2 separate regions of the Homo sapiens genome follow, and region 2 is linked to region 1. A link is an interaction called in ENCODE POLR2A ChIA-PET data of the cell type or tissue named here. Cell type or tissue: Caco-2. All regions are shown on one strand. Links, peaks and the distances in the headings refer to the core of each region. The heading gives the core; the rest is flanking DNA. Region 1 has its middle 33 kb from the start of TINCR. Region 2 holds the start of ZNRF4 (zinc and ring finger 4).

The links. Peaks named below come from ENCODE experiments on the same cell type or tissue, not always from the same donor. Only the 100,000 strongest peaks of a DNase experiment are listed, where the experiment ranks them.
Region 2: POLR2A ChIA-PET joins it to region 1 with 5 read pairs; 4 of 35 experiments call an interaction of 5 or more read pairs at or near these places.

Annotation. Positions count from the first base shown.
Region 1 is chr19:5,527,735-5,542,625 of GRCh38, reverse strand. No RefSeq gene overlaps it. Among named protein-coding and RNA genes, the nearest start is that of TINCR, 33 kb to the left of the region's middle. RefSeq lists enhancers at 4,815-5,478, 5,479-6,142. In Caco-2, for the core only: a CTCF peak has its summit at 7,490 (motif pointing right); no DNase peak of the experiment used is centred there.
Region 2 is chr19:5,445,479-5,460,369 of GRCh38, reverse strand. It overlaps ZNRF4 (zinc and ring finger 4), which reads right to left and starts at 4,953. Exons shown (of 1, transcript NM_181710.4): 1 at 3,514-4,953. The coding sequence starts at 4,878. The coding sequence ends at 3,589. In Caco-2, for the core only: no CTCF peak of the experiment used is centred there; a DNase peak (open chromatin) is centred at 7,279.

The sequences.
Region 1 (14,891 bases), core at 2,231-10,230:
TTTTTTGAGACAGGTTCTTGCTCTGTCTCCCAGGCTGGAGTGTAGTGGTGTGATCTTGGCTCACTTCAACCTCTGCCTCCCAGGCTCAAGCGATTCTCCTGCCTCAGCCTCCCAAGTAGCTGGGATTACAGGCACGCACCACCACGCCCAGGTAATTTTTGTATTTTTAGTAGAGACCAGGTTTCACCATGTTGGCCAGGCTGGTCTCAAACTGCTGACCTTAGGTGATCAGCCTGCCTCGGCCTCCCAAAGTGCTGGGACTACAGGCGTGAGCCACTGCACCCGGCTTTTTTTTTTTTTTGGAGACAGAGTCTTGCTCTGCTGCCCAGGCTGGAGTGCAGTGGCATGATCTTGGCTCACTGCAACCTCTGCCTCCCAGATTCAGGTAATTCTCCTGGCTCAGCCTCACGAGTAGCTGGGATTACAGGCATGCACCACCACAATTGGCTAATTTTGTATTTTTAGTAGAGACGGGGTTTCACCATGTTGGCCAGGCTAGTCTCAAACTCCTGACCTCAGGTGATCCTCCCACCTCAGCCTCCTAAAGTGTTGGGATTACAGGCATGAGCTACCATGCCTGGCCTTTTAAATTTTTTTTTAATTTTTAATTTTTTTTTTTAGAGATGGGGGTCTCATTGTGTCACCCAGGCTGGAGTGCTGTGGTACAATCATAGCTCACTGATCCTAGTAGAGGGAGGGAGTGTTTACAGCTGAGAGACTGACCGAGGCCCCTGCCTCTCACTCCCCTCTCTTCTCCCCATCTCTCACCTCCCTTCCTCTCTGCAGAAAGACTTAAAGTTGCTATCAGCAGGCTGCTGGAGAGATTTCACCATTTCTTGGGCCAGGGTCCGGGAAATGAATTTCACTGGTACAGGGCCAGGTGGCGGGCGTCCCGGAATGAGATCCTGACACCGTCTTCCCTGCCCCCAACAAGACTGTCTCCAGTCGCCATTGTCCCATCTCCTGGATGGGAAGACTGAGGCCCAGAGAGGAGAGGAGCAGGCCTGAGGTCACCCTCCTCTCTCTCTCACCCCATCCAAAAGCCCAAGACCTCATAATGCTTCCAGCCTGGGTTTTGAACCCAGCTGGAATCCAATCCAGGGTTCTCTCCTAGGGAGTTGGCCATATTCGTGAAGGTGTGAGTGACTAATAGTGGTCTTTTTTTTCTTTTTTCTTTTTTTGAGGCAGGGTCTCAGTCTTTGGCCCGGGCTGGAGTGCAGTGGTACAATCATAGCTCACTGCAGCCTCTACCTTTGTGGGCTCAAGTGATCCTCCTGCCTCAGCCTCCCGAGTAGCTGGGACCACACCCATGCACCCCCATGCTCAGCTAATTTTTTAATTTTTTTGTACAGACAGGGTCCCACTATGTTGCCCAGGCTGGTCTTGAACTCCTGGCCTCAAGTGATCCTCCCTTCTCAGCCTCCCAAAGTGTTGGGATTACAGGCGTGATCCACCGCACCCAGCCTGATAATGGTGTTTTTTTTTTTTTTTTTTTTTTTTTTTAAGATGGAGTCTCACTCTGTCCCCCAGGCTGGAGTGCAGTGGTGCGATATCCGCTCACTGCAAGCTCCGCCTCCTGGGTTCACGCCATTCTCCTGCCTCAGCCTCCTGAGTAGCTGGGACTACAGGCACCTGCCACCACGCCCGGCTAATTTTTAAAAAAATTTTTTAGTAGAGACGGGTTTTCACCGTGTTAGCCAGGATGGTCTCAATCTCCTGACCTTGTGATCCACCTACCTCAGCCTCCCAAAGTGCTGGGATTACAGGCGTGAGCCACGGCACCCGGCCCTGCTAATGGTCTTAATGGAGCCACTAAGACCTCCAGGCTCTGTGCCTTCCTCGTTGTGCCACTTGGGCAGGTCACTGGCTCTCTCCCAGCCTCAGTTTCCCTCCCTTATAAAATGGATGGATAATAGTTTTTGGAGTGGGAAGATGATGACCAGGAGGCCCAAGGATGTCCATCAATTTGCAGATGTTTCTAGACCTAAAGGATGCTTCCCTCATCCACAGCCTCTCCACCTCCCCAAACTCCAAAGACCCCAGAAGTGTTCCCCCATTATGGGAATCCCACCTGAGCTGGGCCATGCGGGGTCCAGAGACCCAGCCCTGAGGGGGCTCCCAGCCTGGGAGAGACAGAACCAGACAGGCATGTTCACTGCAGACTGGACTGATGGGTTCCCATCAGCATGACAGTGGCTGGTGGCGGCCGGAATGCTGGAACCACAGCTACGGTGCCCGAGTGCCCGATAGCGCTGTGGATGAGGGAGTCTGGGACTTCGTGACGGGAGGTTGGAATGGTGGCTTCCCACGAAGGTGTGAATCCTGATGGTGGCAGTTTTTTTTTTTTTTTAGACAGGGTCTCACTCTGTCTCCCAGGCAGTGGCATGATCTTGGCTCACTGCAGCCTCCACCTTTCAGGGTCAAGTGTTCCTCCTGCCTTAGCCTCCTAAGTAGCTGGGATTACAGGTGCGTGCCACCACACCCAGTTAATGTTTAAACTTCTTGTAGAAATGGGGTCTTGCTATGTTACCCAGGCTGTTCCTGAACTCCTGGCCTCAAGTGATCCTCCCTCCTCAGCCTCCCAAAGTACTGGGATTACAGGCGTGAACCACCGTGCTGGCTGTTGGCAGCTTTAATGGTGGCCGCCCACCCCCACCGCAGGGCTGCTGGAGATGGGGCTGGAGAGTGCCCCCTCCATGCCCCTTGTGGGGCTGCTACCTTCATCCCGGGGTTCCTGAGCCTTGAGCCTTCTCCAGGCCCAAGGACCACCCCTTCCCCCTCGTGCCTGGAGAGTCCTGAGGACCACACACATGTGCATGCGGGCACACGCGTGTACCTGCCAAAGACGTCCACAGGCCCCACACAGCTGTGTTCCCACAGCCGTGCCCAGTGAGTGTGTCCCCACCTCCCCCAGCCTCACACATCAGCCCTGTCCTCTGCCTGCTGCCCGGGAACAATTATAGTGTCAGGGACGAAGCTGCTGCCTCCGCTGCTGCAGACAAGCCCAGCCTCATGTTTAATTCATCTCGGGGCTAATTATAGCCAGGCAGGGGGAGGGGCTCTGTAACCTTGGCCTCCCCTCCCTTCCCCTCCCCTCCCCGCTGCCAGGGTGACTGGGGAAGAGTGGAGGATGGGGGCTTGTGTTCCACTCGGGCCCCCAGCTCTGGGCAGCTCCAGCATCTCCTCCCAGGGGCTGGTGCAGGTGCCATGGAGGCAGCCCTAAGGGTGAAAATGCAGGCACCGGCCAGGCAGGGTGGTGGGAAGCGGGAGTGGGGAAGCCAGCTCAGGACAGCTGTGTGCCAGCCTTGGGACTCCTTTTTCTCTCTCCCTCTCTCTCGTGGTTCAGGGTCGACCCTCAGACCTGGGATGAGGCCAGCTCTTCCGCCACCTTCCCTGTGAGCCCACCGAGGCCTGATGTCCCGTGGCAGATGCGATCGGTGAATCATAATAGCTGAAAAGTAGCATCACGTGACACTTGGCACTGTTTTTAGCACGTGGCTTGCTGTATTTTATTTATTTATTTATTTATTTTTAGACAGGGTCTCGCTCTGTTGCCCAGGCTGGAGTGCAGTGGCACAATCATAGTTCACTGTAGCTTCGAAGTCCTGGGTTCAAGGGATCCTTCCACCTCAGCCTCCTGAGTAGCTGGGATGACCATGCTCAGTTAATTTTTAAACTTTTTGTATCTAAAAAATTAAAAATTTTGGCCGGGCGTGGTGGCTCGTGCCTGTAATCCCAGCACTTTGGGAGGCTGAGGTGGGCGAATCACTTGAGGTCAAGAGTTTGAGACCAGCCTGGCCAACATGGTGAAACCCCGTCTCTACAAAAATACAAAAATTAGCTGGATGCGGTGGCTTGTGCCTGTAATCCCAGCTATTTGGGAGGCTGAGGCAGGAGAATCGCTTGAAACTGGGAGGCAGAGGTTGCAGTGAGCCGAGGTCATACTGCTGTACTCCAGCCTGGGCAAGAGTGTGAGACTCCATCTCAAAAAATAAAAAATGAAAAAATAAAAAATATAAATAAATAACTTTTGCTTGTTATGTTGCCCAGGCTGGTCTCGAACTCCTGGCCTCAAGTGATTCTCTTGCCTCAGCCTCGCAAAGTGCTGGGATTACAGACATGAGCCATTGCTCCTGGTCAGTTTTAAAATGTAACTTAATTTTTTAAATCCCCTTCTCCCATTTCATTTCTTTTGTAGAGATAGAGTCTTGCTATGCTGTGAGACCCTGTGCCCACAAAAAATTAAAAATTAACTTGGTATGGTGATGTGTGCGTGTGGTCCCAGCTACTTGAGAGGCTGAGGCAGGAGGATTGCTTCAGCCCATGAATTTGAGAACAGCCTGGGCAACATAGCAAGACCTCATCTCTATAGATGGGGAAATTGAGGCCCGGAGCGGCAAAGCAGACATGCCGTAGGTCACATGGCTGCAGTCTCATGCACTCTGCCTTCCTGCCTCCACCTCCCTGTCCTGGCCCAGGTCAGGGCTTTGTTCTTCCTGTCCTCCCTCCTTGGGCCTCAGCCTGTCCCAACTGACTGAGTGACACTTCCTGAAATAGCCCCTGGTGTCAGTTGTTGGCGGGCTGCCCCGCGCCACCCGCCCACGACCCCTCTATAATAGCTTTCCTCGGTGGGCGAGAGAGAGCCCAACTCCAGGGCTCTCAGCATTGGGCAACTTGCTACCCTCGTCTCTGCCTCAGTGTCCCTACCTGCACCCTGGAGGAGGGAAGCCTCTCACCCTCTGCGTCCCCATCCAGTAAGCCTGGGTCCCTTCCTTGCCTCCATATCCGGAGAGCCAGTTAACCTCCTGGCAGCAATGGCTTCATCTGTGAATGCATAACCTGTAACATGCCTCTGGATTTAATTAATCAAGTGAATGCATAGAAAGCTTAGGGCAGGCTGGGTGCTGTGGCCCACACCTGTGATCCCAGCACTCTGGGAGGCCGAGGCAGGAGGATTGCCTGAGGCCAGGAGTTCAAGACCCAGCCTGGGCAACAAAGCAAGACTCTGCCTCTACAAAAATAAAAATAAAAATAAAAATTTAGGCCGGGGGTGGTAGCTCACCTCTATAATCCCAGCACTTTGGGAGGCTGAGGCGGGTGGATCACTTGAGCCCAGGAGTTTGAGATCAGCCTAGGTAACAAGGTGAAACCTCGTCTCTACAAAAAATACAAAAATTAGTTGGGTGTGGTGGTGCATGCCTGTGGGCCCAGCTACTCCAGAGAGTGAGGTGGGAGGATCACCTGAGCCTGTGAGGCTGACGCTGCAGTGAGTCACAATTGCACCACTGCACTCCAGAGCGAGACCCTGTCTCTTAAAAAAAAAAAAAAGAAAAAAAAGAAAAAAGGCCAGGCATGGTGGCTCATGCCTATAATCCCAGGTACTTGGGAGGTTGAGGCAGGAGAATCGCTTGAACCCAGGAAGTGGAGGTTGCAGTGAGCTGACATTGTCCCACTGCACTCCAGCGTGGGCGACAGAGTAAGACTCCACTCCGTCTCAAAAAAAAAAAAAAAAAAAAAAAGAGCTTAGGGCAATGGCTGGCATGCAGTAGGTGTTTAATGAGTGTTTGGAATTCTGAAATCACTTATTCCTCGGGGCCGGGTGCTCTCCGCAGTTAAATGAGGCGGGGGCTTGCTTTTCAGATGACAAAAAGAGGGCTCAGATTCTGGGACACTCCTGACCTTGCACCCCAAGTCGTTGGCCCAGCGGAGATTCAAACGTGCTTCTCAGCCTCCAGTGCGCGCCTTTACCTCTCTTGCCCTCTAAGGCCCAGAGAGGGGCAGAGATGTCCCGGGATCGCACAGCCGTGCAGTGACAGTGCTGGGAAGGCAGGCAGGGCTCCTTCCTGGCGGGGGGCAGCACGCATCATCCTGGCCCCGGGCTGAGGGGCGGGCAGCGCCGGCCGGGACCGGGAGGGAGCTCCTGGCGGTGGCGCGAGCGTTTCCATGGCAGCCTGGCGGGAGCCGGCCGGAGCGATTAGGCGTCCCGAGGAGCAGCTGCTAAAAATAGCTCGCGCCGCACCGGGCTCATTAGCGGCTGGGCTTTTGGCTGCCAGGTACGCCCTCCCGGCTCTCCTTCCTCCTTGCGCCCGGGCGCAGCAGAGGACGTGGTGAAGGAGGCACAGCCCCGTCCTGGGCCCTGAATTCAAGCCTTGTGCCCTCCGGTCCTTCCTCTTTGGAATCTTCCTCAAAGGCAAATCCAATCTCACTCCTCCCTTGCTCTAAATCCTTCCTTGGCTCCCTATTGCCCTTGAGATCAAGGCCCTGCTCTCGCCCCCAGCTCTGCAGGCCGTTGGCCTCTATTACAACTGGCTGCCTCTTAGGGGCTCAAACCCACCCCACCCCACCTCGGAGCCTCTGCTCCTGCCGTTCCCTCAGCATGGACCATGCTACTTTCTCCTCTTCATCTTTCACATCTCAGCCTCCACGTCACCTCCTCTGGGAAGCCCAAGGCCCAGGTCAGGGGCCTCCTCTGGGTGCCTTCATCACAGTCTGACCTCACCCATGCTTCCCACACTAGCCTGGGAGGAAGAGGGCAAGTGTGTTTTGCTTCCAGCACCCCAAATAGGACTTGGTACACAGCAGTTGCTCAATAAGTGTTTGTGGAACAAAGGAAGGAATGAGATCATTGAGCTTTGATAGAAGGATTTCCTGGAAGACTAATGGGGGGCCCTGTGTCTGAGGGTCCCCGCTGTCCTGTGTCCTCAGACCAGAAGGTTCATGGTCTCTGTCATCAATCTTCTTTTTTTTTTTTTTTTTTTTTTTTTTTTTTTGAAACAGTGTCTTGCTCTGTCACCCAGGCCAGAGGGCAGTGGAGTGACCTCAGTTCACTGCAACCTCTGCCTCCCAGGTTCAAGCGATTCTTGTGCCTCAGCCTCCAGAGTTGCTGGGATTACAGATGTGCACCACCATGCCCAGGTATATATATATACCTGGCACAATATTAGCTGACCACAGCCTCCACTTCCTGGCCTCAAGCGATCCTCCCACCTCAGCCTCCTAGGTAGCTGGGATTACAGGCACCCGCCACCATACCTGGCTAATTTTTTTATCTTTTGTAGAGATGATGTTGCCTAGGCTGGTCTCGAACTCCTGGGCTCAAGTAATCGCCTGCCTTGGCCTCTCACAGTGCTGGGATTACAGATGTGAACCACCATGCCCAGCCTGTATCCTCTCTTGACCAGGCTCACTCTTCAGCTTCCTCTGGAGAGGATGGCTTGGCTGTGTGACCCAGCCAGCCCATTCACCCTCTCTGGTCCCCTTTCTGCCTTACAGAATCACCACAAATGCACAACATAGGGGTTGAAAGGACCCAGCTTGGTTCTAGAGGAACTGCAAATTTGGAAGAGAGAGGGAGGGAGATATGAAGATGAAGGAATGTAGGGGAGGATGGATGTCCCTGAACATATCTTGGAATAAAACTAAGTCTTGGAAAAAAACTAAGTGGACAGCATCAGGAAGAGGAGAGCCAAGGTCAGTTACCAGGCTGGCCACAAGGTGGAGCTTGTAGCATGGTACAGCTTGGTTGCAGCAAGGTTGGAGGAACGAGGCCAAGAGCCAAAGGAAGATTGGGAGGAGGAGAGGAGAGAGGATGGGCGTTTTGCATCAGGGGAGTGTTAGCACGGAAGAGCAAAAGTCTGGAAGGCTGGGCATGGTGGTTCATGCCTGTATTCGCATCACTTTGGGAGGGTGAGGCGGGAGGATCGCTTGAGTCCAGGAGTTCAGGATCAGCCTGGGCAACACAGTGAGACCCCCCGCTAACTGCTTCAAAAAATTTAAAAATTAGCCAGGTGTGGTGGTGCATGCCTGTAGTCCCAGCTACTCAGGAGGTGGAGGTTGGGGAATCACTTAAGCCTGGGAGGTCAAGGCTGCAGTGAGCTATGATGGCACCACTGCACTCCAGCCTGGGTAACAGAACGACACCCCATCTCCACAAAAAAAAATCAAAGGTGGCTCAAACCTGTAATCCCAGCTACTCAGAAGGCTGAGTGGGAGGATCACTTGAGCCTGTGAGGTCGAGGCTGCAGTGAGCTTGTGATGGAACCACCGCACTCCAGCCTGGCAACAGAGCAAGACCCTGTCTCCAAAACAACAACAACAACAAAAACTCTGAAATCTGCAATAGGGGCAGTGAGAGTGCTCAAAACTTTTGATTATTCAGCTGGGCGCAGTGGCTCGCACCTGTAATCCCAGCACTTTGGGAGGCCAAGGCGGGTGGATCATGAGGTCAGGAGATCAAGACCATCCTGGCTAACATGGTGAAACCCCATCTCTACTAAAGAATACCAAAAATTAGCCGGGTGTGGTGGTGGGCACCTGTAGTCCAAGCTACTCATGAGGCTGAGGCAGGAGACTGGTGTGAACCCAGGAGGCAGAGCTTGCAGTGAGTGGAGATCACACCACTGCACTCCAGCCTGGGTGACAGAGTGAGACTCCGTCTCGAAAAAAAAAACAACAACTTTTGATTATTCATGATCTATGTTGCCAGAAACCCATAAGACCATGGCTTAAACAAGGGTGACACTCATCACTCCTGTCCTCATAACCTGGGCATCAACCCAGGCTGCAGCAGAGGCTCCACAATCACCAGGGACCCAGGGCTCCTTCGGTCTTGTTGCTCTGCCTCCTCAGCCCCCAACTTCTATCTTGTGGACCACAGTGGCTACTCCGGCCCCTGTGATGGTGGCCACCTTCCAGACACAGGTGGGGGGCAGTGGGGGAAGAGGAAGAAGAAGGCCTGTTATTTTCTTCTGAGGTTACACCTGCTTCTGTCCCGTTGTTCACAATATGTCAGACAGTCACACTGACCTGCAAGAGAGGCCGGGCAACACAGTCTTTAGCTGGGCAGGTTTCATTTGTAAAGGAGAAAGTGGGGAATGGATGTTAGAGGCCAACCCACAATCTCTGCCATTGAATGGGTTGGGAAAAAGGAGTGGACACTCTTCACCATTTTAGTGACTACCTCAGGGAGATGCTAAAGTGAGAACGTGAGGCTTCCATCTCAGGGCATAAGCCAAAGTCTTCTTTGTCATTTCCAAGGCCCTGCGCAATCTACCCTCCATCATTTCCCTGACCTCATCTCCTTCCCCTCTGCCTCTTGCTTGGCTCTGCCCCAGCCACATGGGCCTCCTCACTGTTCCTCCAACACACCAGGCATAGTCCTGCCTCAGGGCCTTTGCACAGGCTGTTCTTCCTGCCAGGAATGCTTTTACCCTAGATCTCTCTTTGGTTCCCTTCTTCCTCTCCTTCAGGTCTCTGGTCTAAATCTTCTTCTCAGTAGGGCCTCCCTGATGACCCTGTTTAAAATTGCAACTGGGAGGATCACTGGAGTTCAGGAGTTTGCGGCCAGCCTGGGCAACATAGTGAGACTCTATCTCTACAAAATAAAAAATAAAAATTAGGCCGGGCATGGTGGCTCATGTCTGTAATCCCAGCACTTTGGGAGGCCAAGGCAGGTGGATCATTTGAGGTCAGGAGTTCAAGACCAGCCTGGCCGACATGACAAAACACTGACTCTACTAAAAATACAAAAATTGTGCCTGTAAATCCCAGCTGCTCAGGAGGCTGAGGCAGGAGAATTGCTTGAATCTGGGAGGCAGAGGTTGCGCTGAGTTGAGATCATGCCACTGCACTCCAGCTTGGGCGACAGAGTGAGACTCCGTCTCAAAAAAAAAATTAGCCAGGTGTGGTGGCGTGCGCCTGTAGTCCCAGCTACTCAAGAGTCTGAGGTGGGAGGATGGCTTGAGCCCAGGAAATCAAGACTGCAGTGAGCTGTGATTGCACCACTGAACTCCATCCTGGGCAACAGAGAGAGACGCCATCTCTTAAAAAAAAATTGCAACCTGCCCTCCCTTTCCAATTCTTGTCCCTTCCTGATACTTTCCATGCTCTGATTTTCTTCACAGCACTTAGCATGCTCTAAAACCCTACAGATTTTCTGGATTTATTTGCTCATTGTCTGTCTGCCCAACTAGGCTGCCAGCACTTCCAGGACAGAAATTTCTGCCTGCTGGCCGGGTGTGGTGGCTCACGCCTGTAATCCCAGCACTTTGGGAGGCCAAGGCAGGCGGATCACGAGGTCAGGAGATCGAGACCATTCTGGCTAACACGGTGAAACCCCGTCTCTACTAAAAATACAAAAAATTAGCCAGACATGATGGCAGGCGCCTGTAGTCCCAGCTACTCAGGAGGCTGAGGCAGGAGAATGGCGTGAACCTGGGAGGCGGAGCTGGCAGTGAACTGAAATCGCACAACTGCACTCTAGCCTGGGTGACAGAGCAAGACTCCATCTCAAAAAAAAAAAAAAAAAGAAATTTCTGCCTTCTTTGGTGCGTCTTCAGTGCCTAGAACAATGCTTGGCACTCATTAGGGGCTCAGTGTATATATATATATATATGTGTGTGTGTGTGTGTGTGTGTGTGTGTGTGTGTATACATATATGTATACATATATACATATATACACATATATACATATATATACATATATACACATATATATACACACCTGTATATATATACGCACATACACACATGTATATATACACGTGTATATATATATACACGTATATATATATACACATATATGTGTGTATATATATATACACGTGTGTATATATATATATATATACACACGTGTATATATATACACACACACGTGTGTATATATATATATATATTTTTGAGATGGAGTCTCGCTCTGTTGCCCAGGCTGGAGTGCGGTGGCACAGTCTTGGCTCACTGCAACCTCCACCTCCTGGGTTCAAGCGATTCTCCTGCCTCAGCCTCCCAAGTAGCTGGGATTATAGGTGCCCACCACCATGCCCAGCTAATTTTATATTTTGAGTAGAGACGGGGTTTCACCATGTTGGCCAGGCTGGTCTCAAACTCCTGACCTCAAGTGATCCGCCCACCTCGGCCTCCCAAAGTGCTGGGATTACAGGCGTGAGCCACCGTGCTCGACCCTAAAACCCTATAGATGTTCTTGATTTATTTGCTCGTTGTCTGTCTGCCCAACTAGGCTGCCAGCGCTTCCAAGACAGAAATTTCTGCCTGTTTTGTTCTCTGCTGCATCTTCAGTGCCTGGAACAATGCTTGGAACTCATTAGGGGCTCAGTCAATTTTTTTTTTGAGACGGAGTCTCATTCTGTCGCCCAGGCTGGAGTGCAACACTGTGATCTCGGCTTACTGCAACCTCCGCCTCCCAGGTTCAAGCCATTCTCCTGCCTCAGCCTCCTGAATAGCTGGGATTACAGGCGCCCACCACCAGGCCCAGCTAATTTTTTGTATTTTTAGTAGAGACGGGGTTTCACTATGTTGGCCAGGCTGGTCTCGAATTCCTGACCTTGTGATTGCCCTCCTTGGCCTCCCAAAGTGCTGGGATTACAGGAGTGAGCCACCGCGCCCGGCCTTGGGGCTCAGTCAATATTTTGAATGATGAAACTGAATAAGCAAAGTAGACACAACTATTCCCTCTTTTAGAGCTATGGAGACTGAGGTCTCAAGGGGAAAGGTGACTCACCCAAGGTTACATGCCAGAGGGCGGCCGAAAGATGGCTGTTACCTGGCGCCTTTCCTCAGTTTCTCCCTATTGGCTGACGTCTTTCTTCACCCTTGCCTTCCACCCCGAGTTACCTATACATTTTGGTTCTGCTTTTGTTTCCTGGAGCACATTTCTGTTGCTTGCAGCCAAGGACCCAGCATGCCCAAAGCAGCCACCTACACCATGCCAGGCACGGTGCCCGGTCCATTAGCTGCTGTGTCACATTGAATTGCCACGCAAGTATAATAACATTTGCAAATTTAACATCACACATAAAATGCTTCGCCTCAATTTCATAGGCATGGAAGGACTGAGGCACAGCGGGAGAATGGAATTGTCCTGGTCACACAGCCAAGAAGTGCAGAGAGGGGAATCGAACCCTTTGCCTGCTTTTTTGTTTTGTTTTGTTTTGTTTTGTGATAGAGTCTCACTCTGTCACCCAGGCTGGAGTGCAGTGGTGTGATGTTGGCTCACTGCAACCTCTGCCTCCCAGGTTCAAGAGATTGTCATGTCTCAGCCTCCCCAGTAGCTGGGATTACAGGCGTGTGCCATCACACCCGGCTAATTTTTTTGAATTTTTAGTAGAGACGGGGTTTCACCATGTTGGCCAGGCTCATCTCAAACTCCTGAACTCAGGTGATCCGCCCGCCTCGGCCTCCCAAAGTGCTGGGATTACAGGCGTGAGCCACCACACCCAGACTTCAAACCCTCTGTCAATTGGCATCTGTCAATGCCAGCCCTTTCTTACATCTCATTCCCTTGCCTATATTATTATTTTGTAAAGACAGGGTCTCACCATGTTGCCAAGGCCGGTCTCGAACTGCTGGCTTCAAGCACGGCTCCCGCCTTGGTCTCCCACAGTGTTTTGATTACAGGTGTGAGCCATTGCGCCCATCCCTTTGCCAATATGAGGTTCTCTGCCACCCAGGACAGCGCAAAGCTAATGGGCTTGGGTTCAGCTCCTGCCTGGGGTGTGGCCTCACTGGGTGACCTAGGGCCTCTTCCTCTTCCTTCTTCAACCTCAGTTTTCTAGACTGAGAAATGGGAATCCTAAAAGCTATTCTGGGAGGATCACGGGGCGTTCTACTCTGCCCAGACCCTGGCAAGCAGGATCTGGGAGCGGGAGCGGAGGCAGCAGATGCCCCCACTCCCATCACCCCCACCTTCCCAGCCCAGCTCCTTATTCCCTCGGCCACCCCATGCCAGGTTTCTGTTTAGTTTAATAATCTCCTGAAAGTTTAATTGTTGTTTTATTCATCCGTGACCTTTCTCTCTCATCTGGAGACGTATTATTACTAATCTACAAATTTCAAGAACCAGATTTATTTGCAAAACCAATTACCTGCCTATGCAAATGACCTCTCTCTGTGCCCGCCTCCCTGGCCAGCTGGCTGTGGGTGGGAGGGCAGGGGAGGGAGAGCTGCCGCCCGCCCCCCACAGAGCCACTGCTCAAACACTGGGGTGCAAACTTATCTATAATTCCTCAGAGCGGAGCGGCCCTCTCGGCCCCAGAGTTAATTAGAATCTCAGTAATCAAGGGGGGCCCTGACCCTGTACCTCTTAGCTCTGACCTCCTAAAGGGGCCTCTTGAAGTGGCCAGAGGCTGATTACCCTCCCACCCCATCCTTCTGATGAGAAGGATGCCTGTTCATTTGTCCATTCATTCATTTAGACATTTTCAGACACTGTTTTAGTTTCTGAAGGCAAAGCAAGGAACAAGCAGGCCTGAAGGAAAGAAGTCCCATCATTACGGAGCCAGCAGTCTAGGGGAGAGAAAGCAGGCAACGTAAATAAGAAAAATGTAGGCTGGACGCGGTGGCTCACGCCTGTAATCCAAACACTTTGGGAGGCCGAGGCAGGTGGATCACAAGGTCAGGAGATCGAGACCGTCCTGGCCAACATGGTGAAACCCCGTCTCTACTAAAAATACAAAAAATTAGCCGGGCATGGTGGCGCATGCCTGTAGTCCCAGCTACTCGGGGGAGGCTGAGACAGGAGAATCGCTTGAACCCGGGAGGCAGAGGTTGCAGTAAGCGGAGATCACGCCACTGCACTCTAGCCTGGGTGACAGAGTGAGACTCCGTCTCAAAAAAAAAAAAAAAGAAAAATGTATAGCATGTCACAGAGCCTGAATCATAACGGAGAAGTAAGCCAGGAAGGGGGACGGGAAGTGCCAGGGTAGGCTCCAGGCAGTGTGGACCCCTCTCTCCCTTCCTCCCTCCCACAGTTCCAGCCACAAAGAGTAGCTGATTCTAGGCTGGATGTGGTGGCTCACATCTGTAATCCCAGCACTTTGGGAGGCCGAGGTGGGCGGATCACTCCAGTTCAGGAGTTCAAGACCAGCCTGGCCAACATGGTGAAACCCTGTCTCTACTAAAAATACAAAAACATTAGCCGGGCGTAGTGGTGTGTGCCTGTAATCCCAGCTACTTGGGAGGCTGAGGCAGGAGAATCGATTGAATCTGGGAGGCGGAGGTTTCGGTGAGCTGAGCTCACACCACTGCACTCCAGCCTGGGCGACAGAGTGAGACTCCATCTCAAAAGAAAGTAGCTGAATCTTTTTTAAAAAAAATCCTATTTACTTAAAAAATAATAGAGATGGAGTCTTGCCATGTTGCTCAGGCTGATCTCAAACTCCTGGGCTCAAGCGATCATCTTGCCTCAAAACTAGCTGATTCTTTTTCTTCTTCTTCCTTCTTTCTCCTTTCTTCTTCTTATTTTTCTTTCTTCTTTCTTTTCCTTCTCCTTCTCTTCTTTTTTCTTCCTCAACAGGGTCTCAGTCTGTCACTGAGGCTGGAGTGCAGTGTTTCGATCTTGGCTCACTGCAGCCTCCTGCCTCTCAGGTTCAAGCGATCCTCCCACTTCAGCCCCCCAAGTAGCTGGGATTACAGGCATGTGCCACCATGCCCGGCCAGCTAATTTTTGTATTTTTAGTAGAGACAGGGTTTCACCATGTTGCCCAGGCTGGCCTCAAACTCCTGAGCTCAAGTGATCCACCCGTCTTGGGTTCCCAAAGTGCTGGGATTACAGGCGTGACCACCGTGCCTGATTCTTAAGCAATTCTTAAAATGCTAAACTTGGTCCTACCTCAGACCTCTTAGCCAGACTGCCTTCCTTCCAGGGCATATGTCACCTCCTCAGAGAAGCCTTCCCTGATTACTCTATTTTTGTCCTTCTTTTCTGCTTTCCCTTGCTTTAGAATTCTTTGAGATGAGGTCTCCCTTTGTTGCCCAGGCTGGTCTCGAACTCCTGGGCTTTAAATGATCCTTTTGCCTCAGCCTCCTGAGTAGCTGGGATTACAAGGGTGTGGCGCCCTGTGCTTCGCTTCTTGCTTTAGGATTCCTCCCACTCCC
Region 2 (14,891 bases), core at 2,946-10,945, 83 kb after region 1:
GGATCCTTTTTGTAGATGTGTGCAAGGGACTGAAGGAATGGTAATGTTGAGCTAGGCTGAGCGAGGCATGTGGAGGGCACTCTGGGCAGAGAAAACTGCCTGTGCAAAGGTGTGGAAGTGAGACCCAGCACTGTGGCAATCAAAGAGGTGGAGGAAGCACATTAAATTTTGTATTTGCCGGCTGGGCGCAGTGGCTCACACCTGTAATCCTCGCATTTTTGGAGGCCATGGCGGGAGGATCACTTGAGGTCAGGAGTTCGAGACCAGCCTAGCGAATATGGTGAAACCACGTCTCTACCAAAAACACAAAAATTAACCAGGTGTGGTGGTACATGCCTGTAATCCCAGCTACTTGGGAGGCTGAGGCAGAAGAATCACTTGAACTTGGGAGGTGGAGGTTGCAGTGAGCCAAGATCATGCCACTGCACTCCACCCTGGGCGACGAGGCTCAGTCTCAAAAAAAAAAAAAAAATTGTATTTGCATGAAGTACCTCTTTAAAATCTCCCAGGAACAATATGAGGTACGTGCTGTTAGGATGTCCATTTTCCATATCCATAAAGTAGAGATCAGAGAGAGAAATGGCCATGCCCATCATCTCAAAGAAAGCCAGAAACAGCAAAGCCAGCTTCAAATCCAGGTCTGGCAATTCCCCAAAGCTGGGCCTCCTTCCCTCTCACCCCTATGTTATGGGTTGAATTGCATCCTCTCAAAAAATATGCTGAAGTCCTGACCTCTGATATCTGGGAATGCGACCGTATTTGGAAATAGGATCTTTGCAGACGTAATCAAGTTAAGATGAGGTCATTAAGATGGACCCTAATCCAGTATGACTGGTGTCTTCATAAAAAGAGGAGGTAACAAGTTTGTGGCTGCATCATTCCAATCTCTACCTTCGTTGTCACGTGGCTGTCTTCCCTGTGTCTTTGTCTCTGTGTCTCTTCTTTTCTTTTCTTTTCTTTCCTTTGTTTTACTGAGACAGAGTCTCCCTCGGTCACCCAGGCTGGAGTGCAGTGGCGTGATCTTGGCTCACTGTAACTTCTGCTTCCCAGATTCAAGTGATTCTCTGCCTCAGCCTCCCGAGTAGCTGGGATTACAGGCACGCACTACCATGCCTAGCTAATGTTTGTATTTTTAGTAGAAATGGGGTGTCGCCATGTTGACCAGGCTGGTCTCGAACTCCTGACCTCAGGTGATCCACCCACCTCGGCCTCCCAAAGTGCTGGGATTACAGGCGTGAGCCACTGATCCCAGACCCTCCAGTGGTTTTAGTCAGCACCCCAGAACAAATCCGTTTCTTTTTTCTTTTTTTTTTTTTGAGACGGAGTGTCTCTGTGTCCCCAGGCTGGAGTGCAGTGGCGCGATCTCAGCTCACTGCAACCTCCGCCTCCCAGGTTCAAGCGATTCTCCTGCCTCAGCCTCCCGAGTACCCGGGGTTACAGGTGCACGCTACCACGCCTGGCTAATTTTTTGTATTTTTAATACAGATGGGGTTTCACCGTGTTGGCCAGGATAATCCTGATCTCCTGACCTCGTGATCTGCCCGCCTCGGCCTCCCAAAGTACTGGGATTACAGGCGTGAGCCACCACACCTGGCCCAAAATCTGTTCCTTACTAAGCTCTACGAGGGCCTGCACGACCTGCCCTATCCCCTTCCCACGCTCCTCCCTCTCCCCTCTGACTCACTCTGCTGCTGCCATATGGGCTTCTGGCTGTTCCTCCAACATGTCAGGTGCAGTCCTGTCGCAGGGCCTTTGCATGGGCTGTACACTCTGCCTGGAATATCCTTCCTGCACTAACGCCTCCTTCCTCCCCTTTCAGTCTCAGTTTGTGTTTTTTGTTTTTGTTTTTGTTGAGACAGGGTCTCACTCTGTCACCCAGGTTGGAGTGCAGTGGTGCAATCATAGCTCACTGCAGCTTTGAGCTCCTGGGCTCAGGTGATCCTCCCGTCTCAGCCTCCTGAGTAGCTGGGACTATAGGTGTGCACCACCATACCCCGCTAATTTTTGTATTTTTTTGGAGAGATGGAGTTTCACTATGTTGCCCAGGCTGGTCTCGAACTCCTAGACTCAAGCGATTTGCTAACCTCAGACTCCCGAAGTGCTGGGAGTGCAGGCGTGAGCCACTGTGCCCGGCCCTGAGTCTCGGTTCTCATGTTTCCTCCGTGATCTCCCTGATCATCCGCCAAGCTCTCTCCATCTCATGACCCCCTTGTGTTTTAGCCCCAGGATTTATCTCGTGCTGACATCTCCCTGCTCATTTATTTAATTATATACTTTGTATCTATCCCCCACCCTGGAATAGCAGTCCCTGGAGAGCAGGGACTTTCCCCTGTTTTGTTCACTGCTGTGTCTGTGTGCCTGGAACCGCGTCTGGCACAGAGTGGGCGCTCTCTGGAGGTTGCTTGGGCTTCAGTCGGAATCTTGCACGTGACTCTCACATTCACACTGTTCCAGGGAATGTCTCAGAGGCGACCTTGACCCTTTTGCTCCTATGACCTCACCTAGTAGCTATTTCTCGTCGGAGCATGGTCAAACAGCCCCCTCACTGCCCAGAAAACTCCCTTGCCTCCTTGCATTTTTTTTTTTTTTTTTTGAGACAGGGTCTCACTCTGTTGCCCGAGCTGAAGTGCAGTGGTGTGATCATAGCTCACCTCCCAGGCTCCAGCAATCCTCCCACCTCAGCCTCCCAAGTAGCTGGAACTACAGGCATGTATCACCACACTTGGCTAATGAATTTTTTTTTCTTTTTTGAGACGGAGCCTCACTGTCGCTAGGCTGGAGTGCAGTGGCGTGATCTCAACTCACTGCAACCTCCACCTCCTGGGTTCAAGCAATTCTCCTGCCTCAGCCTCCTGAGTAGCGAGCAGCTGGGACTACAGGCACGCACCACCACGCCCAGCTCATTTTTGTAGTTTTTAGTAGAGACAGGGTTTCACCATGTTGGCCAGGATGGTCTTGATCTCCTGACCTCATGATCCGCCCGCCTTGGCTTCTTAAAGTGCTGGGATTACAGGCGTAAGCCACTACGCCCGGCCTAAGAAAATTTTTTTGTAGAGGTGGGGTCTTGTTATGTTGCCCAGGCTGGTCTCAAACCTCTAACCTTGAGCGAACCTCCCACCTCGGCCTCCCATCCCATCACACCTGGGATCCCATGAGACATAAGAGGAAACGGAGTAAAAGGGGTTGGAGAACTCTATGGCACCTTTGCAACTTTTCTGGAAATCTAAACCAGTTCCAAAATAAAACGTTTATTTTAAAAGAAAAAATGTGAATGAAGAATAAGGCCATCCAGGATGAGTGACCCGTGTGCCCGGGACTGGAACCAAAGCACAGACGACCCGTCTCAAAGCCACTCCGGCACCACGGTCACAGCCGCCCCAAAAAGGCCCCCCAGCCCTCACCACCCCTCGCTCTCCCGCCCGCAGAAACGGGGATTGGCCTTAGGCTTGATGGGGATGGGTGTCCCCCAACCCCAGTCAGAGGCGGGTGGCCCAACAGCAGCGAGGCTGAGAATCCGCTTTCAAACCCACTTTATTCTTTTCAGACCAGAAACATTCCTCATTGCACCCCCCTCCCTGCCCTAGATCTTTACTGACCAGGGGCCTCAGGAGGGGCTGAGGAGACAGTGGTATACTCTGCCTCCAGGGACGTGGTGCTGCAGTGGCAGTGGGGACTGGCGCGGCCCAGCAGCTCCAGCCTCCGGGAGCGTAGCTGGACTTGAATGGCCCAGATGGGGGGCCGGTGGCCCGGTAGGGAGGGGTCCTCGTCCCTGAAGCTGTAGGTGGTGGAGTCAAAGCTGTCTTCTGTGGCGGCCACCGACTGTTTGCACACGGGGCAGGAGCGCCGGGGGGCTTGGGAGAACCAGGGGTCAATGCATTTGCAGTGGTAGGTGTGGGAGCAGGGCAGGATCTTGAGTTGGTCGCCCTCCTCATACTCATCCAGGCAGATGGCACACAGGTCGTTGTGCCACGTGAAGGTGCGGACCTGGGCCTTCTGGCAGGTAGACGTCTTCACCGGCCGTCTGTGGCTGCAGCAGGCCTGGGCCCAGAGCCACAGGTGGTTCAGGACAAAGAAGGCTGATACGACCAGGGCCAGGGTACAGCCCAGCACCCAGGACACGGTCAGCACGGGGTGACAGCCCAGGTCGTGGCACGGTGGGTCGTCGGGCAGGAGCAGCGCGTGGGCCGACTTGTTGCAGCCCAGGATGACCCGCAGGTCCTGCGAGGCGGCCTCGCTCACGAACACTGAGGGGATGGCGATCTGGCCCCTCAAGTCCTCGTAGACGTGGGTCATGCTCACGAGGTCGTCGGAGTGGACGTTGTGCACGATGGCCGCCTCGAAGCCGGCGCGCTGGGCGTTCAGCACCTTGAGGTCGAAGGTGCAGTCGTAGCGGCGGATCAGCACGATGGCGCCCAGAGAGCGGTTGCCCAGTCGCGGGGCCTCGATGGGATGGCACGCGTTGGCTGGCTTGACCTCCATCAGGTAGCCCCGTATGCCCTCGGGGGCCAGGGGGACGCCGAACAGCGCCGGCAGATCCGCAAAGTCCACCGAGCTCGAGTTGTCTTCCAGCACGGCCCGTACCACTGCCTGCGCGGGCACCTGGAGCAGCGACAAGACCAGCAAGGCTTTGACTGCCACGAGGGCTCGGCCCGGCCGTGGCCACCCCATGGTCACCCGCTTCGCTGTCTGTGTGCTGCTAGGTCCCACTGGAGGCGGCAGGCATGAGGCCTTTGGGCATCTCCGGGGTCTCCCAGGGGGCCTGTGGCCAGGACGCGAGGGCAGTTGAGTTGGAATGACCGCGTGGCTCAGAGGCAGTGACGCGGCCACTGGGACCCTGCTGGCTCTAGGCATTAAGTGCTCCGGACGGCAGAGCGGCATGCGTCGTGTCTTTGAAGGCCGGTCTCAGGAGGTGCTGGCGCAGGTGGCCTTTCTGGCAGATGACATGGAGACCAGGAGTCACCAGGGTTCTAGATGCCCCCAGCTTCTGTGACATCGCCCTGCTACATTCTGTCCCAGGAGCTGCCAGCTGCCTGGGCCTGTGGCCAATGGATCATTCCTAGGTCTGTGATTTGCCGGTACCCGGGCAAGCTTTGAGATAACTTCTTGAAGGCTCAGGGTATCTTTGGACCCAAGGAGGCCCAGGGATGCTTCAAAAGGGCTGCCGGCCCCCAGCAGTGCAGATTCAGCCCTCACTGTGCGAAGACGCTACCAGCATCAGCTTCTGGAGGTTCCTAGCAACACACTGTAGAAGGTTCAATGTTACCCTTGTCTGAGACTCCAAGAGTGACCCAGACTTGTTCAAGCCACGCCCCCCTACAATGAGATCAGTGCTTAAAACCCAAATTCCTGACCCCCTGTCACCATCCCTCACTCTGCTCCAGCCACACAGATCTCCTTGCTGTTCCTCCAACACACCAGGCAGGATCCTGCCCCAGGGCCTTTGCATGGGCTGGGCCTCCTGCCTGGAAAGCCCTTTCTCTCCGTAGCTGGCTCTTTTATCCGGACTCAGGTCTGAGTCCATATATCCTCAGAGCCCTCCTGGACTTGATTTGGAGGGAGAGTCAAGTGCCAGGGTCAGGGTGGGGCTGGTGGGGGTCAGTGGTCCCAAGTCCGCACCGCCAGGTTGGCCTCCAGGCTTGCACCAGCTTCATTCTCTCTCCCTATAGCATTGCCTCTCCAGCTGGGTCTCCAACTGTGCCCCCTGCCTGAGCTTCAGCCCTGGGCATCAGCCTCACCTCCTCCCCAGTCCCCATCCCCCAAATTTCACACCCTCAATCTGTCTGCAGCCCACTCAAGTCGGATTTCTGTCTCTGCCATTCATAAGCTGTATGACATCAGCTAAATTCCTTAGCCTCTCTGGGCCTCAGCTTCCAGACCTGTAACATAGTCTTTCCCATGCTCTAAACTCTCCCATGGCTCCCCATTGCCCTCCAGATAAAGCCCACACTCTTCTCTGTGGCCTACATGCACCCCTGTGGTTGGGCGCCTGCCAATCTCTGAAGCCTGGATGATTTGCAATGTCCCAGAGGCATCTTGCTTTGTTCACCTCTAGAATTTTGCAAATGCTGTTCCCTCTGCCTGGAACAGAATTCTTGCTCCTCAACTTCACTTTGCCAGGCTGACTACTTAGTCTTTAGATTTTCTGTGTTGGCCTAATACCTCTCAGAGCAGCCCTCAGCCAGTGACAGATGGGAGGTGGTAGATAAATGCCCCCACTCCCTCGTCCCTCTTATGGGACAAATCGAAGTATGTTCTACCATATCTCCTAGAGGTCCCCAGTCGAATGAGCTCCATAAGTCAACGAACCCAGTACTGTCTTGTCAATGAGCCCGCTACTGTCTCCTTCCCTTCCCCACCCACTTCTCTCCCCTCCCACAGCTTCTGAGATCACCTCCCACACAAATCTCTTGTACCATGTAGTGGGTGGGCCCCAAATAGAGATGTTGAACCCCTAACCCCTGGTTCTGACCAACCCCTGTGAATGGACCTTATTTGGAAATAAGATCTTTGCAGAGGTTTTCCTTCTAAGAAAGGGAGAAAAGGCCGGGCATGGTGGCTCATGTCCGTAATCCTAGCACTTTAGGAGCCCGAGGCGGGCAGATCAGTTGAGGCCACGAGCACATGCTGCCATGCCCGGCTAATTTTTGTATCTTAATAGAAACGGGGGTTTTGCTAGGTTGCCCAGGCTTGTCTCGAACTCCTGACCTCAAGTGATCTGCCAGTCTCAGCCTCCCAAAGTGCTGGGGTTACATTTGTGAGCCACCATGCCCGGCCCCTGGTGGCACTCCTGCCCCTGCTCTGTCTACTGCCACAGACGGAGGCCACACTATCTAGAGGCCACTGCCTTGGCCACTGTGGATGGCCCTTGCAGCCCAGTGCTACCAAGCAGAGGCAGGTTTTTCAGTCCAGCAGGCATGAGAGGAGGCAAGAGTGGAAAAACAGAAGCAGAGAGGGACAAATGTAGCGGTCAGGCTCGGGTTGGCTGTGGTAAGCAAGACCCAACCACAGCGGTGTAGGCGTACAGGGCTGATTTGCTTCTGAATGTGGAATGTGAGTAGTCATTCCTGGGATGGCATGGAGATGCTGGGGTGTCTGCAGCCCAGACTCCTTCCATCCACCATATCCTCAGTAAATGGCCTCCTCCTCGTGGGACAAGGCAGGTGCGTGAGCTCCAGCCATCACATCTGCCTCCCAGGCAATGAGGAGGAAAGAGTGAGGAAGAGCTCACCCTGTCCCTTTAAGGACACTTCTTGGAAATCCCAGGCACCACTTCTGCTCACACTGCATTGGCCAGAATTAGTCACGTGGCCATGCCTGGCAGAAAGCTTGCTGGGAAATGTAGTATTTATTCTGAATGGCCAACTGTGCAGCTGAAAACCAGGGCTTCTATTACTATGGAGGACAAGACAACAGATGTTGGAGGCGTCCAACACCACCTGTCACTCGGACACACTTGAGTAACCTGGCCTTCAATGGCTGCCCAATACATATTTGTTGAATGAATGAATCCCCACACCTCCAGCTTAGGCCTCCTTCAGTGGTGAGTGAGCTCACTGTCCCTGGGGATGGAAATGAGCTTTTCCCGGGCCCTTCTGTGCACCAGACTCCAGGCCATGTGGCTTCACTCCACCATTCAGCCACTGTGAGCCTCAGTTGCCCCTTCTGTAAAGAGGAGGCAGCATCAGCACCTGCACTGCGGGGTTCGCTGAGCATGGACGGTGCTAAGCATAGTGCCTACCACGTACGAAGTGCTCTGTTTGCATTTGTTGATGGCCTAAGTGACCTGCCCACAGCCCAGTTATAATATTGGGTGATCACAGCTACTCGGGAGGCTGAAGCGGGAACATCGCTTGAGCCTGGGAGTTTGAGGCTGCAGTGAGCTCTGATCATGCTGTGGCACTCCAGCAGCGGGCCACAGAGCAAGACCCCACCTCTAAAAATAAAATATTGAGTGATCAAACTGTGATGGGGAAAACTCAGGCACCGTGCCAACCCAAAGGGAGGCACCTGGCTTATTCTTTTTTTTTTTTTTTTTTTTGAGACGGAGTCTCGCTGTGTCGCCCAGGCTGGAGTGCAGTGGCACCATCTCAGCTCCCTGCAAGCTCTGCCTCCCAGGTTCACGGCATTCTCCTGCCTCAGCCTCCCGAGTAGCTGGGACTACAGGCGCCCACCACCATGCCCGGCTAATTTTTTGTATTTTTAGTAGAGACGGGGTTTCACTGCATTAGCCAGGATGGTCTCGATCTCCTGACCTCGTGATCCGCCCGCATCGGCCTCCCAAAGTGCTGGGATTACAGGCATGAGCCACCGCGCCCGGCCGCACCTGGCTTATTCTAGAGAATCTAGAAGGCTTCCTGGAGGTGGTGTCTTCTAGACTGAGATCAGAATGAGCAGTGGATAGTGCTATGAACAGGAAACGCGATCCTGGCAGCTAGAACAGCACGGGCAAACGCCCTGCCTGAGTAGCCTGGTCTGGCATCCAGTAGATGCTTAATAAGTGAACATAGAACTCCTTGCCATCACTCAGGGCCTGCCCCCTCTGAAAAAGGGTCTCAGCTTCATCCCAGCTTCCTCAGTCCCCCAACAGCCAGGCCTGGGCCCTTCTCCAGACGCCTCCACGAAAGCAGAGTGGTGCCAAGGACTGGCAGCTTAACGAGGCCGGCCTGTGCCAGCCCCGCCAGCCCCCACCTTGGCTGCTGTTCTTCGTGAGAAGCTGCCGAGGCCCCCTCCTGCCCAGCCAGGTGGCGCCCCGTCTGTGTTTGTCTAAGGGGGAGTGTGGCCAAATGGGGAAACTGAGCCCCAGAGGAGGGGGGCACTCGGGGATGGCAGGAGCCACCAGCACTGCCACTGAGCAATGCAGCCTGCAGCCTGTGACCGTGCCTTGCGGGAAACTCCGCTGACCCCCTGCATCCAGGGCCAGGTTCCTGTGGACACCCCATCTTCTAGAGGGGGGAAACTGAGTCTGTGACAGGGGACCAGACTCACTAGGACTACAAAGCCGCAAAGTGACTGAGCTGGGATTTGAACCCTGGCCCCATGAATGCACTCACTGAGTATTTAGGGTTCCCCACTGGGTGCCCACATCTGCGCTGGGAAACACAGCGGACTCCAAGAGTTCTCCAGCCCCTGCCCAGCCCTCAAGGAGCCCCAGGCTTGGGTAAGAGATGGACCCAGACAGCCAGGGCTGAGGGAGCCCAGATAATGGGGTTCAGGGCAGGCTTCCTGGAGGAGGGGAGATTTCAAGTGGACTTGAAGGACAAGTAGGAACTTGGCAAGAAAAGTGGAAGTTGGGGGAAAGAGCACACCAGGCGATGCCTGGTTCACAGTCCGTGTGAAGGGACGGGCGGTGCAGTTGATTCTGAGCATTTTGGAGAATTGCAAAATAAGTCCTTAGGGCTAAGATGAGGGAGGGCTGGGATGTTTGAGGACTTAATTACCAAGTGAACTTAATTACCAGGAAAAGGCATTTGCTTGTGTTGTCACTGATTTGTCTATTCTGCCATTCAGCAAGCATTCCCTGAGGCTGCACCCTGGCTGGGCGAGGCTAGGTAGGTTCCAGGGCATCTGCAAATGAGGACTGGGGCTTTTGCCCACAGGAGGACTCAGGGAGCTCAGGGCTGGTGCCTGCTGGATTAAACCTCCCCACACTCCTGCAAGAGAGGCATGTTAATTCCACCTTCCAGATGAGGAACAGAGAGGTGATTCGATTTACCTGAAGCCACACAGCATACCAGGGGCCAAGCCTGAATTCAAACCCGGGTTCACAGAGCCCTGTGTGCTTTGCTCTTTCACTCGACTGTCTCTCTCTCTCTCTCTTTTTTTTTTTTTTTTTGAGACATAGTCTTGCTCTGTTGCCCAGGCTGGAGTGCAGTGGTGCAGTCTCGGCTCACCACAATCTCCACCTCCCGGGTTCAAGCGATTCTCCTACCTCAGCCTCCTAATCAGCTGGGATTACAGGCATGCGCCACTATGCCTGGCTAATTTTTGTAGTGGGTTTTTTCATGTTGCGCAGGCTGATCTCAAACTCCTGCCTCTTGATCCATATTTAATGAGCACCTGCTATCCGCTAGTGCTGTGCTGGGGACACTGCTGTGACCAAGAGAGACCCCACTCTCAGGGAATTTATTATCTAATGAATTGCAGTTTTTTTGTTTTTGTTTTTGTTTTTTAGTGCAACATGGTGATGGAATAGCGGGTTATGGAGGGGGGTGGTGAATTTAGTTAGGAGTGATCAGGGAGGGCCTCCCTGAGGAGGTGACATATGTGCAGAGACCTAAAAGATGGGAACGATTTGGCCAGGCGTGGTGGCTCACGCCTGTAATCCCAGCACTTTGGGAGGCCGAGGTGGGTGGATCATGAGGTCAGGAGTTCGAGACCTGCCTGGCTAATATGGTGAAACCCCGTCTCTACTAAACATACAAAAAATTAGCCGGACATGGTGGCATGTACCTGTGGTCTCAGCTACTTGGGGGGCTGAGGCAGAAGAATCGCTTGAACCTGGGAGGTGGGTGGAGGTTGCAGTAAGCTGAGATTGCTCCATTGCACTCCAGCCTGGCGACAGAGCAAAACTCCAACTCAAAAAAAAAAAAAAAAAAAATAGATTGGAAAGATTCAACCACAGAAAGACATGAAGGGAGATATGGGGAACAGCATTCCAGGCAGAGGGAACAGCAAATGCAGAGGTCCTCAGGCAGGAAACGTCAAAATGGGCAGTGTAGCCAGAGGAGACTGCGTCTGGGAGCAGAGGAGAAGTGGTCATTAATGTTTAGTCTACAGGTCTATGAATTTTGACAAATGCACAATCACGTAACCCCACCACTATCAAGATACAGAACAGTCCCATCTCCCTAAAATGTTTCCTTATGTCCCTTTGTCCTCTACCAGGAATGCTTCAGTGGACAAAACCTGTCTTGGCCAGGCATGGTGGCTCACGCCTGTAACCCCAGCACTTTGAGAGGCTGAGGTGGGAGGATCGCTTGAGTCCAGGAGTTTGAAACCAGCTTGGGCAACATGGTGAGACCCGTCTCTACAAAAACAAAACAAAAATAAAAACAAAAAACAAAACAAAAACAAAAACAAAAACAAACCAGGCATGGTGGTGTGCACCTGTGGTCATAGCTACTTGAGAGGCTGAGGCAGGAGGACTGCTTGAGCCCAGAAGGTTGAGGCTGCAGTGAGCCACGATCACACCATTGCACTCCAGCCTGGGCAACAGAGCAAGACCCTGTCTCAACAAACAAAAAACAGGCTGGGCGCGGTGGCTCATGCCTGTACTCCCAGCACTCTGGGAGGTCAAGGCAGGTGGATCACCTGAGGTCAGGAGTTCAAGACCAGCCTGGCCAATATGGTGAAACCCCACTCTACTAAAAACACAAAAATTAGCTGGGCGTGGTGGCAGGTGCCTGTAATCCCAGCTACTCGGGAGGCTGAGGCAGGAGAATCGCTTGAACCCAGGAGACGGAGGTTGCAGTGAGCCGAGATCACGCCACTGCACTCAAGCCTGGGCAACAGAGCAAGACTCCGTCCCAACCAACTCCCACCTCCACCTCCCCCCGCCCCCCCCAACAAACACACACACACCCTAGTCTCTGCCCCTAGCCTTTTCCTGGAGGAGAAGACACACCCGGGGGTTCCCAGAGCAATTTCCAGAACATCATTATAAATGGGAGCATACAGCGGGCGGCCTTTTGTGTCTGGCGTCTTTCGCTCTGCAGAATGCATTTGAATATCACCCACATTGTTGCGTGTCTCGGGTGCTGTTTCCTTATGACTGCCGAATAGCACTCCGCTGCGTGGAGGTGACCCGGTGTGTTTATGCAAACACACCTGCTGGATCGCTTCCAGTTTGGGGAGATTAGGAATAGAGCTGTTAGAAACTGCCAGGTACGGGTTTTTGCACGGACGTGTGTTTCCATCTCTCTTGGGGGAGTTCCCTGGAGTGGGATTGCTGTGGGGGGTTTGGTGCATGTATGTCTAACTTCATAAGGAGTTAAGGGGTTGCACCGTTTTGCCTTCCCATGGGCAGCGTAGGAGAGCTTCGGATGCTCGCCATCCTCACCCGCTCTTGGTATTGTCAGCTGAAAGAATTTTAGCCATTTTAGCAAGTGTGAAGTGATATCTCACTGTGGTTTGGATTTGCATTTCTCCAATGACTAATGGCATTGAGCATCTTTGCACGTGCTTTTTTTTTTTTTTTTTTGCCATCTGTGTGTCTTCTTTGGTGAAGTGGCAGTTCAAGCCTTTTGCCACAGGGAGCTGATTAATGCTTTTAAAGGCTTCGTTTGATGCGGAGAGTGACGGGTGGAGAGGTGTGGAGAGGGAGGAAGTGACGGTCTTGATCCAGGCAGGAGCCGATGGGTGGGCGTGGACGAGTGAAAGTGGGCCAGTTCTGGAGGCAGAGCCCTCGGCTGAGATGTGGAGGGGCCAGAAACGAGGCACATCCGAATGACAGCTGAGAAAACCGAGCCCAGAGAGGGAAAGCGACTTGCCAAGGTTGCACAGCAGAGCAGTGGTAGAGCCAGGATTTGAACTTATTTCTGAGGACTCCCCGACCCCAGGACTGCCCTGACTGTGTGAGGATATCAGAGCTCTGAGGGGTCCCTCCTAGTGGCTTGGCTTGAAATGTTCAAGAACAGCAGTTCCATCTTTTTTTTTTCTTTTTTGACACAGAGTCTCGCTCTGTCACCCAGGCTGGAGTGCAGTGGCGCCATCTCGGCTCACTACAACCTCCACCTCCCAGGTTCAAGTGATTCTCTTGCCTCAGCCTCCCAAGTAGCTGGGATTACAGGCACCCGCCATCTTGCCCGGCTAATTTTTTGTGTATTTAGTAGAGACAGGGTTTCACCATCTTGGCCAGGCTGCTCTTGAACTCCTAACCTCAAGTGTTCCTCCTGCCTCGGCCTCCCAAAGTGCTGGAATTACAGGTGTGAGCCACTGCACCTGGCCTGGCCCATTTTTAAACGGCTCTGACTTTGAATTCCACTGGCCTCTACCTTGCAATGTATGGGTCATAGCTCTCGCTGTTTGTCCACACAAGCACTGACTACCTACTTCTTCAGGCCTGTGCTGGGCACCCAGTCCCTGCCTGCCTGGGGCTTCCAGTCCAGTGGGGAAGTCGGAGTGTGACCAGGCGGGGACAGGGTGATTAGGGCTGTGATGGAGGACACGCAGATCCTGCGGGCAACCAGAGAGGCACTTGCCCCAGCCTGGCGGGCCCGGGAAGGCTTCCCAGGGAGGAGGCTTCCACGTCAAGGCTCATAAGTAAAACCGAAGCCACTGGGCAGGGGTGGGAAGGGTGTTCCAGGTGGAAGGAACAGCATATGCGAGGGCCCAGAGTTGCAGAAGGCACAGGAGTTCTCAACCTTATTGAACACTTTGCACCTTTGAATACACATACACAGTTCTCGTAATAACAGAGATCTCTTCAGTAGCCTGAAAATACTTGGGCTTAATTAGTCTAGAAAGATAAATGACAGGCCGGGCATGGTGGCTCACGCCTGTAATCCTAGCACTTTGGGAGGCTGAGATGGGCAGACTGCCTGAGCTCAGGAGTACGAGATCAGCCTGGGCAACATGGTGAAACCCCGTCTCTACTAAAATACAAAAAATCAGCAGGGTGTGGCAGCAGGCGCCTGTAATCCCAGTTACTTAGGAGGCTGAGACATGAGACTTGCATGAACCTGGGAGGCGGAGGTTGCAGTGAGCTGAGATTGTGCCACTGCACTCCAGCCTGGGCAACAAAGTGAAGTTCTGTGTCAAAAAAAAAAAAAAAAAAAAAAAAAAAAGACAGACAAATAGCAATAGGTTCTGTTCTAATCAAACCCATTTTCCAGATGAGGAAACTGAACCCAGAGAGGTTAAGTGACTTGCCCCAGGGCAAACAGCAGGGACAAAGCTAAGATTCAATTTCAAAAGCCCATCTCTGTAAGTCAGGGGGTCGTGCCTGTAATCCCAAACTCGGCTTCGTAATCTTGGTTTTGGGACGCTGAGGTGGGAGAAACACTTGAACCCGGGAGTTTGAGACCAGCCTGGGCAACACAGAGAGACCCTCATCTCTACGAATAATTTAACAATTAGCCGGGTGTGGTGACGTGCACCTGTAGTCCCAGCTACTTGGGAGGCTGAGGCCAGAGGATTGTTGCTTGAGCCCGGGGAGTTGAGGCTGTAGTGAGCTATGATTGCACCATTGCACTCCAGCCTGGGTGACAGAGCGAGACTCTGTCTTTATAAAAGAAAAAAAAAAAGCACCCACCTCCAGAGGCTGTTGCTATTTCTGTACCATCCCCATGAAGAATGGTCAGAATGAAGGAGCTCATTGTGGAACAGGGACAGAGTGATCTGTCCCTCTTAGGCCAAGACTGCTGAGTGTGTCCTTCACCCCTGGCTCTGTCCCAGTTCCTTCTCCCAACCTCCTTTGGTAGGTGCCAACCCTCTCTAATATGGGCTAAGAATAGTGGGCTCTTCACCTCCTCTGTCCCACACCCTCTGCTCCTCGTGATACAACCAATGAGAGACAGATTCCCAGAAACTGTTACTGCCACTCCCAGAGGCCACTGGAGGAGGCTGGCTGCCAAAGATCTCAGCCCTGACAGTGTGAAGAAGGCCGTGATTCATCACCTGGTCCTCCCTCCTCCCTCCTCCTCTGTCCCCGCCTCTTCACCCTGTCTTCTTTCTAGCCCACCCCTCACAGCCTCCCAGCCAGGCCCAGGAGGGGAGGACGTTTTTAGGAACAGATGGCTGCCTTCCTTGCCCAGTACTCTGCCAGTTAATTAACGCTGCCTGTAATTAAACTTCCCACAAATTAGCTGTCAGCTACGCTAAAGGGAACCGTCCCTCTCAAATGCCACCTTGACTTACTGAATTGTGAGCCTTGTCGACAAAATAATTAAAGG